Linked DNA regions of Mus musculus: region 2 is linked to region 1. A link is a loop called in an ENCODE intact Hi-C map of the cell type or tissue named here. Cell type or tissue: heart. All regions are shown on one strand.

What was found. A loop is a pair of places that touch in the nucleus more often than their neighbours do. Peaks named below come from ENCODE experiments on the same cell type or tissue, not always from the same donor. Only the 100,000 strongest peaks of a DNase experiment are listed, where the experiment ranks them.
Region 2: a loop joins it to region 1, with 2.5 times the contacts of the local background. A loop is called at or near these places in 7 of 42 quality-filtered maps.

The regions. Positions count from the first base shown.
Region 1 is chr2:59,741,474-59,749,473 of GRCm38, forward strand. The region is part of intron 4 of Tanc1 (tetratricopeptide repeat, ankyrin repeat and coiled-coil containing 1); the gene reads left to right. Among named protein-coding and RNA genes, the nearest start is that of Tanc1, 130 kb to the left of the region's middle. In heart, CTCF peaks have their summits at 235, 2,880 (motif pointing right) and 4,200 (motif pointing left); no DNase peak of the experiment used is centred here; H3K27ac peaks cover 2,717 bases.
Region 2 is chr2:59,518,279-59,526,278 of GRCm38, forward strand. No RefSeq gene overlaps it. Among named protein-coding and RNA genes, the nearest start is that of Gm39831, 10 kb to the left of the region's middle. In heart, a CTCF peak has its summit at 3,993 (motif pointing right); a DNase peak (open chromatin) is centred at 4,033; H3K4me3 peaks cover 494 bases; H3K27ac peaks cover 1,773 bases.

The sequences.
Region 1 (8,000 bases):
TCCCCTGCCCACCCACTCCCCCTTTTTGGCCCTGGTATTCCCCTGTACTGGGGCATATAAAGTTTGCAAGTCCAATGGGCCTCTCTTTCCAGTGATGGCCGACTAGGCCATCTTTTGATATATCACCTCGGCTTTTATATGAGGTGCTCAAAGGTCCCTTTCTGCTCCAGCTTTCCTGGACTCATTAGACTGTTCAGCCAGGATGCCTTTCGTCACAAGAGGACACTGTGGAGGTGGCTCTCTGGTGGTGATGTTTATTTTTCCCAGTGGCCTCAGAGGCACTCTGAGTTCCTTGAGTCAGTCTTTCACTCAGTGGTGGCTTCGCAAACTTCCATAAACATTTGTTTCATGTGGGTTTTCTGAATGTTAGCTGGGTGAGTTCTGGGCTAGGGATGAGGGGGACATAGAGGGAAATAAACACTTGGCTCCAAGCTCTAGGGAAAACCCGCTTGACTGAGGGAGACTGGTGATGGCGAAGTCAGAGAGTCTATAGAGTGCTGACTGCTGGAAAAACGTGAGTCGTCTCCTCACTGGGGTCACTGGCTACTGGTCCACAAGGACAAAGGAGGCAGAGTTGGTGACAGGGTTCCAGACTGACAGCGAGTACTAACTGAAAGGACAATGTTCCAGGACCAGCTTCAGGGAGACAGATGAACTTTATTCAGGGTAAATCAGGGGGAAGTTCTGGGGAAGGTAGTGGGGATGTCTAGGGTGGGTACATGTTCCTGACTCAAGGCTAAGGGACTGACTGAGACGCCTCATTAGCAGGGGGAGGCATTTGAAGAATGGGCTCTTATCAGAAGAAAGGAAACTGAACCTATAATCTCACCAAGGCCATGAGACATTCCGCAGGGTGTAAGGGGTTTCAGGCTCTTCAGGCAAGGGCAGAGAAGGAGAAGCCCTGCTGGTAAAGGGAATATACCATTTTGTTCTGAGCGCATGGCTTTCCAGTAATGTCAGACTTGGACCTTAGTTAGCAGGGCTCTACAGAAAAAGAGTGAGAATCCCTTGGTTGGAAGCTCAGACATTCCTGTGTGATGCTGGAAGGGGTCCTTAGTAGATGAAGTCCAAGGCAGACAGGAGCTCCTAAGGGGCTTCTAGTTGACCATGGAACAGCCCCGCATCCCCCATGGTGAGAAGGAACTTGAAAAAGTGAGTCAGGGCCAGGGTGGGTGGAGCCTGAGAATAGCGAGCAAGGAGCTTTAGGGAGGAAGATGGAAACAGTTGCAGCGGGTCCATGGAGCCTGGGAGGATTTAAGTGTTTTGTTACTTTGTTTTTGTCAGTAATGTCCTTTGGGTGTTTTTATACAGAGGGATGAAAGAGGTTTGAGGTTTCGAGCAGTGTCTGTTTTCTGCTTGCCAGCTGAGAGTTGAGACCGGTTGGAACTTTTGCAGTGTTGGGGGATGAAGAACAGCGGCTTCATTCTCGGCAGTGACAAGAGAACGCAGTGAGGCAGAGGTCAGCCTGAGAAAATGTTAGGAGAAAGAAACTCTGGCTTGCGGTGCCGTATTTGCACATGAGAACTTGAGGGGATAGAGTATGGAGAGTGGCTGGGGGCAGGGACATTGCGTCATCACACATGATGTTGGCGTAGTGGTGGTTGGGGTGTCAGTGGACCACCATTGAGGCACTGCCCATGCCTCTGCTCAGCAGTCAGAGTTTGGGGGGCTATGTCTTGGCAGAGCCAGTTGGGAAATTTGCTAGAATTCCAGTTTGCTTTTTGGGGGTGAAGTTTTATTTGAAAAAAAAAAAGTTCCTTGTACCTTTATATTTTTCCCTCAAATACAGTTTTTATATTTCTAAGGTGGGCAGGACTCCTACATTTTTTTTAAACATAAGAGCTCCAAGGCACTAATTGGTCCTTAGGCTCTAAGTCTGAGGAATGCTATTTCTGCTGGAACCCAGGTGGAGCTTGGGTGTAATTTACTACCATGCATACTAATTTGACTTAGCCTGCCAGGGACTTCGGATCTCCCAGGGAGTCCTGTTTGTGCAGAGCACAAGGGAGTCAGAATGCAGACCCCACACTCAGGTCTCAGGCCTTGAGGAAGAAGGTAGTTCAGGATGTTAAAGGTCAAGTATGATAAGGCATGAAAAGTAGCTGTTAGCATTTGGAAATACACCAATTGACCAGAGTTGGCCATCTTCTGCCATGGTCAGACAGGAACTACATTAGGCTACTGTGATCTCTGTTGTAACCATTGGATTTCAGCTACCATGACACAAAGCAGCCATGGATAATATGTAGCTAGATGGTCACGGTTGTAGTCTGGCACACACTTACAAAAGTACTCGGTAGTCTCATTCAGCCAAGACCATGGTTTTCCTTGACTTTTACCGCTTAGGAAGGGAGAGTTAGAATTTCTTGAGTGCTAGACTCAATACACACATTTTAAATCAGATGGCAGATGTAAGTACCAACCCCAACAACAGTTGGTGGGGAGCCCTGGGAGGCTAGGTGCTAGCTCTCCTGGCGGTTACACACCCAGCCAGTAATTGGCTAGGACTTGAATTTCTCCTCTGACTTCAAAGCCTGGCTCATCCTACCTCATTGGCTTGCCACCCGTTGTCAAGATCATTCACGGGAGCTCTGGTTGGCATAGAAGACACAGAGGCTCACACTGCTGCTGTTGTCCTTCCTGTGGCCAGCAGTAAAGTTGAGATTTTCTGCTTCTCCTGTGTCTCTAAGTGTGTGGGACCACAAGGCCACATGCACCACCTTGAGAATAGGCGCTTCCGAATTCGACAGCATTTGCCGATTACTGTTTGAGCCTTGGGTGATCTTCGGGGTGTGTGTGTGTGGTGTGTGTGTGTGTATTAAAGACTTTTTTATTTTAATTATATGAGTACACTGTTGCTCTCTTCAGACACACCAGAAGAGGGCAGCAGATCCCACTACAGATGGTTGTGAGCCACCATGTGGTTGCTGGGAATTGAATTCAGGACCTCTGGAAGAGCAGTCATTGCTCTTAACCTCTGAGCCATCTCTCCAGCCCTTTGACTTTATTTTTTTTTTAATATATAAACATTTATTTTGGAGTATTTTAGGCTTATAGAAGAGGTCAAAAGAACAGTACTAAGAAGTTCCATATGGTCTATGGTCAATCTCTCATTAACACAGACGTTGTGTGATACATTTGATATAATTAGTGAACCAACAGTGATACCTACTAAAGTCTGTATTTGTGGGGTTTTTTTTTTTTTCCCACCATTTCTAATTCACTTTTTTTCTGGCCCACATTATCATATCACGTTCAGAGATCATGTCTCCATAGATACCTTTTTGTCCGTTGGTTTGGTTTGGTTTTCTGAGACAGGATTTCTTTCTCTACAGATCAGGCTGACTTCGAATTCAGAGATGAGCCTGCCTCTGCTGGGGTTAGAGGCATCTCCATATATTCTTGACTGTGACAGTTTCTCAGACATTCTTTGTTTTAATGACCCTGGTGGCTTGGGTATGATATTTTGTAGAGTGCCTGCTTATTGGAACGTGTCTGATGTTTTTCTCACCATCAGCCAGGACTTAGGAGTTTGGGGTGACCTCTTTATCCCGCGGAGTCGAAGGTGTGTACCAACAGTGTAGTTCGCCTCTCTTGGTTGATCTTCGTCATCCAGCCAAGGTTGTGGCTGTTCACTTTCTACACTGAACCTACCCTGTCTTCTTCTCTCCTTGTCTCCGTCCACCACATAAAGAAGACACTTTATTCTCTGCATGGGCACTGTGCGAAGCCCACAGGTAAGGCTTGGAGCAAAGCCCGTCACTTCTGAGCATGGAGTATCTATATAAATTGTTGGCGATTATTCTGTATCTTGAGAGCTGTCTCTTTCCCCGTTCATTTATTCCAGTACAGATTTAAGTGTGCACGGACTTTCAGATTTTCCCCTGAGTAACGAGGAGCACTCAGGCCTTTGCATCCGCTTTGGTGCCTGGGTGGCTCTCCGTGAAGCTGGGTGTGCTGCGGCTATCCAGGGTCTGTTCTGTTAGGCCAAGTGTACAATGGGCAGGAAGTTGTTGCCTCTGAGACTGAACTCCTTAGTGTAACTGCTAAGCATATACGTGTTACCTAAAACCTTAAAAACATCCAGGACTTCATCCTGCTTAGGGTGGCGACCATTTCTTGCCTTGATGGTGAAGAAACCTTTCCCAGCAAGCCTCAGAGCTTTTGTCTGAAACTGGCATCGGAGCAGCGCCACCTTGTGGTAAATACTGAGTCTTCCAGGAACAATGCCTTCTAAATTCTGAAACTCTTAACTGTTCAAGCAGCAAGTTTTAAAAAGAAAAATAGTTTTGTTCTTTAAAGGGAGGCCGCTACTTTGGTATATATTGTGTTATTACCAAGTTTAGATAAAAGATACATGAGTTATAGTTGTTCTAAAAACAAAAGGAAGTAACCTGGGATTAACAGTGGTTTCTGCTCAGTCACAAGGACACAAGGAGTTTGGATTCCTGCATTCTTGTCTGGCAAGTGCCTGTTAACTCTAGCCCCAACTCTGAGGGACCCGGTGCCCTCTCCTGGCCTCTGCGTGAACACAGGCATGGCTATCCTGTGCACACACGTTTTTGAAAGCTTCAACCTTATGTCAATCTCACTCAGCTTTAGTAGGATAATCAGATACATTGTAGCAGCTTTCGCTAATAAAAGCCCCGCAGGCACCTGGGCTGTGGTGTGTTCAGGGTAGAAAGCCGCCTTTCTGTTGTCTTGAACCCAGAACACTGACAGAGTCAGCCCCACTGCTGAGGAGGTTGCAGTGATCTGGGTCCCTGCCAGGGGAATGGTGACTAATCGCCCCGCCCAGAACATCACTGCATGGTGTCTGCAGATGTTTCAGCGCGCAGAAGGTGTGTGCTTTTCAGAGATCTCACTATCAAGCCTGTGTGTCAGACACAAGCCCAGTCTGCTCTTCCACTTACTGACCCTGTACAGTAAGGTCCTGACTGCCGAGATGGCTTTGTGGTTGAGGCCAGCGTGCTTCCTCAAGACAGCCAACACAGCACAGCAGCGAGCTGCCTTGTACTTTCAAGGACATGGGCAATGATGCATGATGGGTAGCCTTGCCACCTGGGTAGGAGCTGGAGAACAAGGAGGGACCTGGAGTTCAAGAATCCCTTTCCTTCCACTAATATTTTGAAAGGAAGGCTTGACCTCACCAGGTCGAGAGACTATTTTAAGATGAGCCTTTCATCTCTAAAATGAATCTTACATTGCTTTCAGTGTTTTCTATTTACAATTTAGAGCATGTTTTCCATAGCATTTAAACTCAGTTTCTGAGCCTTGCATTTATTAATTAATCTAAAATCATATTTAACATGAATATCACCTGAGACTGAGACTCACACAATTCTGGTAGGACGTGAAGGCTGGCTCAGTCTTTACCGTTTACTACACTTCTTTTTTTTTTTTTTTTAAGACTAGGAATTCTCTACTAGACATACTCTGTGGTTGTGGTAGAAGTGACAAGCATGCTCCTAAATAACTATCGTGTTGCTGCTCTGAGTTTATTTCAGCTCTTCATTTAGTGTAAACTCTGCTTAGGTTGTAGGACAGCTGATAAACTCAACGCAGGAGAGGTGAGATTAGGGACAGAAAATGCGTGTTACTATGTCAGGATTAAAGTTGGCTTCGAGTACGGAGCCCCGTCAAACATATAATAGTTGAAACAAGATACCTACTGCCCTTTCTTTTTAGCAGTGCACATTACCTTCAAGTACCTTGGTGCCATGAAGTTCCCCTCGTGGGGGAGGGGCTGGGAGGAGTTGGGCATGGTGGTGCTCCCATGTTGGTATTGAAGTGTAGGTGTTTCCTGGGGCTACGGTGGCGTGTTATCTCCATTTGGTGGTTTCAGCTGTTTGTCTCTCTGAGCCGCAGGCACCGTCCATAGAGTACTTGTCTGGGAAAATGCTTACCTTCTGTAGCTCCTGATGGCCACACCCTCCTCTCTCTACTTCTGTGGCAGTCTTATCCCCTCCTTTCTCATACTAACACCCATGTGTGTGGGACCTGTCTGGATGATTCCAGTTGGTTCCTCACCTTAGGTTTCTTATCCTAACCCCAGTTTCTGTAAGCCTCTAGAAATCAAGTGACTTGATTGGGGACGTGTCTTACCTTATTACACACTTCTAACACAGTGTTGCCTGAAGGCCTCGTGAAAACTTTCTAAGTTACTCTGCACACATGTCCACATCCCTTGCCAAAGGAAAGGGAGAAGAGGAAATAGGGACATTTCTCAGCACAGAGCCTCAGCTTCAACAAATGCATTGGAATTGTGTAAATGCTGGCACAATGAAGACAGAGAGCGGTTCTGCGTCCCAGTATATTCATATGTTCTGTTATAGTCGGCTGCATCCCGAAGCCCTGGAAACCTATGGTCTTTCTCCAAACCCAGAACTTTGCCTTTTCAGGATGTGATGTGTAGAGCCGTTTAATGCACACCCTTTTGAGGCCAGCTTCTTGGCTGGGTGCACTTCGGACTCATGCACGTCACAGTGGGTATCGATAAACTTTTACTGCCTGTTTCACAAGTAGTCCACTGCATGCATATGCCACAGCTTGTCCATTTGCCAGTTGGAAGTCACTTGGGTAGTTTCCAGTTTGGGGTGACGATAAATGAAATTGCTTTAACTGTGAGCACACTGTCTTTTGTATAAGCACAAGTGTCCTTTCCCTTGGGGAGGGACTTAGGGGACTTAGGAGTGGAATTGGCAGGATCATATAGTATGTACGATATAATTTGTATGAAAGCATCAACTATTTTCGAAAGCAGTTAAACGTTTTGTAGTCTCGCCAGCAGAACGGGAGCTAGGTGGTTCCGCATCGTCTGCAGCTGCGCCTTTTGTGTGGTCGAAGGTGTTCGCTGTTCTGTAAGGTCTGCGCACTGTCTGAGAGGGGCTTAGGTAATCTTTGATGGTCTCTGTATCCAGCTCAGCTGAGAGGGCTTTGTTAACTGTAATTGATGCCACCATCTTTACACTGGATTTTCTGTAGCCCAGACAAACCTTGAGCCCACTGTGTAGCCAGGGATGACCTTGAACGCTCCAGCCTCCTGCATCTACCATCAAAGTGCTAGGAGTACAGACTTGGGCCACTGCATCTCACTTTATGTGGTGATGGGGATTGAATTCAGGATGTTGTGAACACTAGCCAGGCACTTTGCCAATTGAGATACTTCCCCAGCTCTCACACTGTTAAAAAAAAAAAAACCCAAAACCCTATAATTCATCTTCATTCTAACCTAATTATACCTGTAAGTCTTTCCACTTAACACTCCTTCATAGATACGTCTCTGTAAGAGTGATTGGAGTCTGCATCTCTCAGGCCCTCTTCTCCCTGATGTCAGTGCCCAGAGGTTGGGTGGATTTGACACAGATGAGACACAGATGATTCTGAGGGTGAAGAATAATATGTGTGTTTCTTTGGTGTGGCCATTTCTCTGTGGTGTGGGATAGGAAGGCTCCTATACATGCTGAGAGGTGGTGGGGTACCTGTGCACACATGCACATCAAAGGTAAAGCCAAGGGCGATGGGCTACTCCTACCTTACACTGGGGACTGAGAGTGAGGCTCAGGAGTGTTCTGCTCTGACCCGTTCCTGGATGCTGGGGAGGAAGAATGAAGCAGGAACTCAGCACCTTCCCACGGGGAGGGGTCCTTAGGTGGGTGAGACACCTGCTCTTCATCTGCCTCTTCATGTCTCTTAGCTGACATAAGGGCAGAGGGTTTAAACTAGGTGTGCTGTAGCCATTGTACTAAATGAAAGTTTGAGGAAGTATTTGCAAATTTAATTTTTTTTCCTGAGAACATATTACTTCTTAATTAAGTAAAATGCATTTTTTTTTAAAGCCCTTTCTTCTTGGGAGTCAATATCTGTGGGAAGACAAGACCTTCAACCTCTTAAGCATTTTCTAGCGTGACCCCGCCCCTTCCCCTGCAAGCATTTTCTAACGTGACTCCGCCCCCTCACCTGCAAGCATTTCCTACTGTGACTCCACCCCCTCACCTGTA
Region 2 (8,000 bases), 220 kb before region 1:
GGGCGGTGTCTTAGGGTTTCATGGCTGTGAAGAGACATCATGACCAAGGCAACTCTTATAAAGGTAAGCAATTAATTGGGACTGGATTACAGTTTCAGGGCTTTACTGGATTATCATCATCACAGGAAGCAGAGCAAGATGCAGGCAGACATGGTGCTGAAGAAGCCAAGAGTTCTACATCGTGGTCTGAAGGCAGCAGGAGACTGTTCCACACTGGGCAGAGCTTGAGCATAGGAGACCTCAAAGTTGTCTCCTGAGAGGCTCTGCCAGTGCCTGGCAAATACAGAAGTGGATGCTCACAGTCATCCATTGGAGGGAGCACAGGGTCCCCAATGAAGGACCTAGAGAAAGTACCCAAGGAGCTGAAGGAGTCTGCAGCCCTATAGGAGGAACAACAATATGAACTAACCAGTACCCCCAGAGCTCCCTGGGACTAAACCACCAGTCAAAGAAAACACATGGTGGGACTCCTGTCTCTAGCTGCATATGTAGCATAGGATGGCCTAGTCAGTCATCAATGGGAAGATAGGAGGAGAGGCCCTTGGTCTTGTGAAGGTTCTATGCCCCAGTATAGGGGAATGCCAGGGCCAGGAATCGAGAGTAGGTGGGTTGGGGAGTGGGGAGGGGGGGCAGGTGGGAGGGGGATAGGAGATTTTCAGTGAAGAAACTAGGAAAGGGGATAACATTTGAAATGTAAATAAAGAAAATATCTAATAAAAAATTACATTAAAAAAAAGCCTGCTCCCACAGTGACACACTTCTTCCAACAAAGCCACACCTCCCCCAATAAGGCCACACCTCCAATAGTGCCACTCCCTATGGCCAAGAATTCAGACACATGAATCTATGGGGGCCAAACCTATTCAAACCATCACACTCCCTGGCCCCCATAGGCTTATAGCCATAACATAACGCAGAATGCATTTTGTCCAACTTCCAAAGACCTCCTAGTCTATCACTGTCTCAGCAATGTTTAAAGTTCAAAGTCTCTTGTAAGATTCATGTAATCTCTTAACTGTAATCCCCTATAATATCAAAATCGAAAACAGATCACATACTCCCACCATACAATGGTGCAGGATATATACATTACCATTCCAAAACATAGGAAAGGGAGCATGGCGAGGAAATATTATACAGACCAAAGCAAGACTGAAAGCCAGCTGGACAAATCCAAACACCTGCATCTCCACGTCTGATGTCAAAGTGCTCTTCAGATGGCCAACTCCTTTCATCTTTGTTGACTGCAACACACGTCTTTCTCTTGGGCTGGTTCCGGTTAGCAGCTTTCTCAGCAGGTATCCCATGGCTCTGGCATCTCTAACGTCTTGTGGTCTTCAAGGCAGTCCAGGTTGTGTTGTGCCAGGGAAATGTTAGTGACCCCAAAAACACACACAGAAGCCGATCTGATGCATCTCACAGCAAGGTCTTTATTCTGTTTGAGCTAGCTCATCCCACCCCCCACCCCCCCCACCCCCCAATGCACCACCATCATGCAGGACAGTTTTGGGGGGTGAGCCCCGAATGTCTATCGGGGAAAGGCTTTATAGTAAACAGCAAGCAAGGAATGTGTGCAAGAATCTAATTGGAAAGCTCCTGTGGCCTTTAACACCATTGGCTGGGGCTGGGAGTCATCATAAACTTCACTTCTGGTTGCCTCTGCTTTGGTGGTTGTTAGGAAGGAGGTGGGCTTGTAACCTGGGGTGCAGGTTTGTTGGGGGAATAACCTGGAGACACTGGTCTTGTTGAGGGTGTAACCTGGAAACTCTGGTCTTTTGGGGGATTAGCCTAGAGACTGGAGCTAGGCTCAGGTTTTGTTGTGGGGGTGGGGGGGAACGGACAACTTGGAAATTAATGCTAGATACCAGCCTGTTAGTTTACCTGATTATTTGAGAATTTCACATTATGAACCCTGACCACACTCACTTCCCTGTCCTTCCAGGTCTGCCCTCCCACCCTTATGATCCCTCCCCACAAGAAAAGGAGGAGGAGGAGGAGGAGGAGGAAGAGAAGAAAGAGGAAGAGAAGGAGAAAAAAAACACAGAAATCCAATTTGTGTTGCCCATATACACATTGGAACATGGTCAAACTCCCAGTAGCCAGCCCTTTAAAGAAAACTGAGTCCTTCCCCACCCCACCCCAGCCAGGTGCCAGCAACTGTGAAGAGCTACATTTCAGCATCCTTATCCCAAGTTTGAAGAGTTCTCTTTGATGGATTCCTATCTAGGATATATTAACTTTGGGGTAGGGGTGGGTAGGGGTTGTCACAGAAGCCTTCTATGTCCTGCTTTCTCAATTGTGAGTCTACAGTCATTGCTTCCAAAGCAAAAGTAGCTTCCTTGCCCTTTACAGTCAGCGGAACAGGCATCATGGACTTCCACATGGTTTCTGGTGACAGCACAGGCTACGGACATCCACGTGGCCTCTGGTATCAAGCACATGCCACAGACCTCAGAGACCACAGGTCTCTCTGGTGGTAGTACAGACCACAGACATCGACCTGGACCTCAGCTACGGCACAGGTCACAGGCACCATCCTAGGTAGCCCTCAGTGGCTGCGCAGGCCAAGGGCATCAACACAGGCAACACAGGCACACGCATCAACCTGGCCCCTAGCAGCTGCACTGCCTCTGGACCAACTGCACTGCATCAACATGGCTTCAGGCAGCAGCACAGATCACAGACATCAGCATCGCCCTCAGTGGTAATATCAACCATGGGCGACAACAGCCCCTACGGCAGCGGGACCATGGACCCAGACAGCTCAGCCCCTCACCAACACAGACATCAACGTGGCCCCAAGTGGCTGCACAGGCCACTCACATCAACCTGGCCTCTGATGGCCACCTAACCACAGACACTCTATGACATCCTGCAGCAGCACAGACTATGGAAGTCTGCCTGGCCTCTGCAGTAGCAAGGGCCTCAGACATCCACATGAACCTCAAGCTTCAATACGGACCGAGGTCTCTCAGACACTACAGGTCAGGTGCTGGTAATGGACACCATCTCCGTTTTCTCTCCGATTTTTAAAAGGTTTTTAATAAATTAATCTTGGAACACTTGAACTACAGTGTTGTTGTTTTTTTTTAAAGCACTCATAATCACCATTCAGAAAAAAAAGAAAAAGCATACAATGGCATGCAAGAGTGATTTTGGGAAAACATAATTAAAATGTATGTGCAAAAATCTGTTCAGTGGGTGTCTGTGTGGAAACAGTCAAGGGATGTATCTATGAAATATTTAGCAGTGATTGAATAGTGCTTTGGGACAGTATGGTATCAACATTTCAAATGTTATCCCCTTTCCTGGTCTCCCTCCAAAAACCCCCTCCCTTCATTCGCTCTCCCCCCTCTTCTCCTGCTCACCAACCGGCCCACTCCCACTTCCTGGCCCCAGCATCCCCCTACACTGGGGCATAGAGCCTTCACAGGACCAAGGGTCTCTCCTCCCATTGATGACTGACTAGGCCATCCTCTGCTAGATATGCAGCTAGAGCCATGAGTCCCACCATGTGTACTCTTTGGTTGGTAGTTTAGTCCCTGGGAGCTCTGGGGGTACTGGTTGGTTCATATTGTTGTCTGCAAACCCCTTCAGCTCCTTCATTGGGGACCCTGTGCTCCGTCCAATGGAGTGACATTTTTCACTTTTGTTAAATGATTTGAAACAATATAATTTTTTGTAATTATATTTTATAAAGGGTGTTTAAGTAGTGTGACTGAAAAGGTTCCTTTGACTAAAAGGTGGGGGGAAAGAGGGTTCCATACATTTAGATAGAAGTGTGGAGACTGGAGAGTAGACAGACCATCAATAACAGATGGTCAGTTTTCTCAGAGAGACTGACCATCTTGTGAGCGAGAAGCGAGTTGGTGTCAGAGAGAGTGGGAGGCTAAAGAAAGGGAGTTCAGGGATAGCTTGTAAGAGGAAGGACAGTAATGACAGACTCCTGTAAAGTTCCCCCAGATACCACTGAACCCAGCGGCTATCTGTAAAACGACCAGCAGAGGGCACCAGCAAACTAGGGAGAGCGTTAGCCAACATGGATCTTGGTGACTGCCACCGACCAAGCTTTAAGAACCGACAGAAATACAGCTTTTTAGATAAAAATCGTCCCATTAAAGGCTCTGGCAACCGGTTAAATGCTGTTTCACATAGTGACAAACCAAATGAGAGCTGTCAGCCCGTGACTGAGGTGTCAGATTAGGGAAGTGAGAGGTGGTGCTCACTTATTTTTCTAAATAACCGCAGGGATTTGGTAGTGGTGGGTGGCGGCGGCAGCGGCGGCGGCTGTGTTGACAGGGTCTCTCCACGTATCCCAGGCTGTCCGAGAACTTGTGAGCCCGTTCCCTCAGCCTCTGAAATGCTGGATTCCAGGTGTGTGCTACCATGTCCAGCTCTTCCTTCCCTTATCCAGCCCAGAATTTTTTTTATTTTTTAACCCACTGCAGCTCGATTCAGGGGAAGCTGAGATACCGTTCAGAACAAGAGTCATTGTTTGGACGTGGGGTACAAAACAGGCCTTTATAGAAGACAAAGCAGGAGCAAGGTTTTGAAACCCCGGCTTTCGACAATAAGAGACTTTTAAGGACTCTTAAAAGGTGAAGGCCTGTTGAATTCCAGCAGCCTGCTCAGTCAGAGGCTGCAGGAGAAGGAATTCTGCAAGACACAGCAGCAGTGTTCCCTGGAGGAAAACCTGTGTGCGCTGTGTGTGGGACAGCTGAGAAGAGAAACAGGAACCAATCACAGAGAACAGTGACCAGTGCCACTCATGACCAATGCCCCCACCCAGGGGCCAATGCTCCTTCGGGGCCTGCATTCGGATAACAGCAACCGCAGTGGGTCAGTCCTACAGCAAGCACGCCTGGGCCAATCTCTTCCCTTGAGGCTCTCAGAGTTTGAGGGAGGCCTTAAGAGTTCAAATCCCCCCCCCCCCCAAAAAGAGTTTCAGAATTCCCCACAGGCCTCCGAAGAAATGGAAATAAGCTGAGAGATCGGGCCTAAAAATCCAAGCACCACCATGGGGGTGGGGAGGCAGTAACAAAGTGACCAAGGCTTACAGGGTGTCACCAGAGGCCTCAGGGGAGCCTGCAGGGCTGAAGGGGTTGAGAAAGGCTGTACTTTATACCAAACAGTGAGCACACATACCTCAGGTGGATTTAGAACACAGCTAAGCCAGTGCTGGGCTTTGCCTGGCTGGAGGAGGGGTGGGGGTGGGGTGGGGTTAGAGTGGGGGGAGGGGAGTGGGGGGTGCTAAGAGGAGATGGGGAGTGTGAAGAAGAGACTGTAGGATGCTGTAAACGAACATTTCTGAAGCTGGTGATGTAACTTCCGTGTGTGCTTGCTGACTCTCAGGAACAAAACCCTGGGCTCTGTTCCCAGCACCACATAAACTGGGTATGGTGGGACATGCCTGTAATCCTAGCACTTGGGAGGTGGAGGAAGGAGGGTCAAAAGTTCAAGGTCACCCTTGGCTTCATAGCAAGTTCAAGGACAGCCTAGAATACATGAGAAAGAAACTGGGAGTTGGGAAGATTCTAGTTACCCAAAGAACAATCCAAACCCACACATGGGGTATAGAATAGGTCGGGCACCCCAAAATAAAATAAATTAAAGCCTATCATATTCTCCCTCTTCTACCTCCCTGCCCCCACTTTTAAAAACACTGTGATACCGCACGCAGCAACAAGAAAGTGGACACCCTCACTTGCTTTCTCACTTCCTGAGGGACGAGGGCACAGAACTTCTTCTCATGTAGGGCATTTAACCTAACACTGGCTTCCTGGATAACCCGAGACACAGTGAACACTGACAGATGAAAAACAACAGAGGCTGCAGGGTTGGGAGGGAGAGCAGGATCTAAGATCTGGCACAGAGCTGGGCATGGTGTAAAAAGACTGGTTTGAGAGTCCTAGAGATGGACTCTGCGTGGTGGCCTTGCGCTATCGAGATAGAGATGCATGGCCGTATGGAACGAGGAGGGCACAATTTGTTGCTAAGGTCACACAGAATGCAGTGGTCAGAGGACGAGGTGAGGATTGGTCAGTCCGATACCGAAGTTTTGTGTGAAGTCACAGAACCTTTCAGTAGTGGGTATGCAGCATGAAGTATTCCATTTACAGATGGTCTCATAGCCTGATAGTCTTGCTTACACTGAGTTTGTGCTTCTTTCTGGAACAAGTTTGGGGACCAGCTGTGGTTCTGAGTCCTATGTTTCCTCCCTCAGGGTTGTCCAGATGCCGCCATTGCACACCACGCTGCAAGGATGAGGCGGAGTTGGGGATGGGCGTCTTCACCAAGGATTTTAGCTCTCTTAGGCGATACTCAATCAAACAACTTTCTTAGACCATCTTCAGTGAAACAGCTTGCGTGCAGATACTTTTTGGAGGGTGGAAAAGGGTTATATATAAACTTTGGTGAGTAGGGAGGAGTTTTCAGGGCAAACAAAATCACTGGCTGGAATTTAAAGAACTGTCAATGCCTCGTATGGAGAGGCATTCCAGAAATCCCAGGTGATGCCGGGCGGGTGGGTTCTTACCAGGATAGAGGAAGTTGAACTTTCAGGTTTGCCAAGGACTAGGTGACATTGCTTAAGTAGGAGATTGGGACCGGGCTCCCCAGATCAGAAGGAGAGGAGGAACTCCCACTGCAAATGAGAGTCCTCCATTTTGCATGGATCTCAGAAGAACTATCTAGGCATGGTAGAATTCGACCTTAGTAGCCAGGTCTTCTTAATGTACTAAAGTTTTGTAAAATGTGCTGGGAAACACACATTAGCCCTTTCACATCCAACTGCAGCAAAAGTAGGGGGTACCACGTGTACCCCACCATTTCCTGTAGGACATACTATAAGTAAAATTTCTTTCCAAACGTTCATCTGACGAAAGGAGACTAGCTGTGTATGGGAGGTCTTGTTTTCAGAGACGTGTGGACAGACCGGAGCTGCTGGAGAGCCTACACTGGGCTTTCTCACTTGACAGCCAGAATGAGGTTGCAGAGAAAACCTGCATTCAACACAAGTGTCTTTTTTAACTCTCCAGAGAAAATGAAGCCAGAAATGAGTTTTGTTTTGTTTTGTTTTAATTTGTTTTCATTTTCCTTATGCCAAGCTAAGTATTCCTGAGAGAAAACAGAGCTTTTCAGGGAGCTGGTCCCCCCCGCTCCACAGATCTAATTCTGAGTGATGACTGGTTTTCCTACCCAGGATCTGAGAGAATTCATGTTGACTCTTAGTTAATCTTCAGTTTTACAACCAGTTCAGCTGCTTTTTCTCTTTAACGACCTAAGTATCTGCTATAAAATTTTCCTTTCAAATAAATTGGAGGTCTGGCTTTATTCTGTCCTGAAGTTTGCAGCTAAATATTTATGTATGTTCTGCGGGAAGACAAGAGACTGTGGGGCCTGTAGTAGAACTTCTCAGGTAATATTGAAATGGCCGTCGGAGTCCCTGACCTGTGGATGCTGTGATCTGCCCCAGTGAAAGAGGTGTTGGTTATCAATTTCACCCTTTTAATTTTCTCTAGTTTTTACTTTGCTAGTCCAGTTTTTACTTTTGCAAGATCTGAGATGGCATTGGATCATGCAGGTGTTGGTAAGGTGAGAGAAACCCTTGAAAGCCTCCGGTGAATGCACCTGAAGTGGCATCTAATTTTCCACCCAAAGGGGCCACACTCACTACCTGAGAAAACCAGGAATGATGCAGAACTCCTGTCGCTCCTTTGGATTCTTTTCCTGCACGCACTCATTTCTATCATGAAGTCCTGGGCCATGGCTGCAGGTTGCTGAGAGCAGATGAAGAAAATTTCTGGGCCTCCTTCACTGTCTCCTTGGAAACTTCAAATTTAGTTTGCTGTGGCTACAACATTCCTCAGGTCGGGCGGTGGTGGCTCACGCCTTTAATCCCAGCACTTGAGAGACAGAGGCAGGCGGATTTTTGAGTTGGAGGCCAGCCTGGTCTACAGAGTGAGTTCCAGGACAGCCAGGGCTACACAGAGAAACCCTGT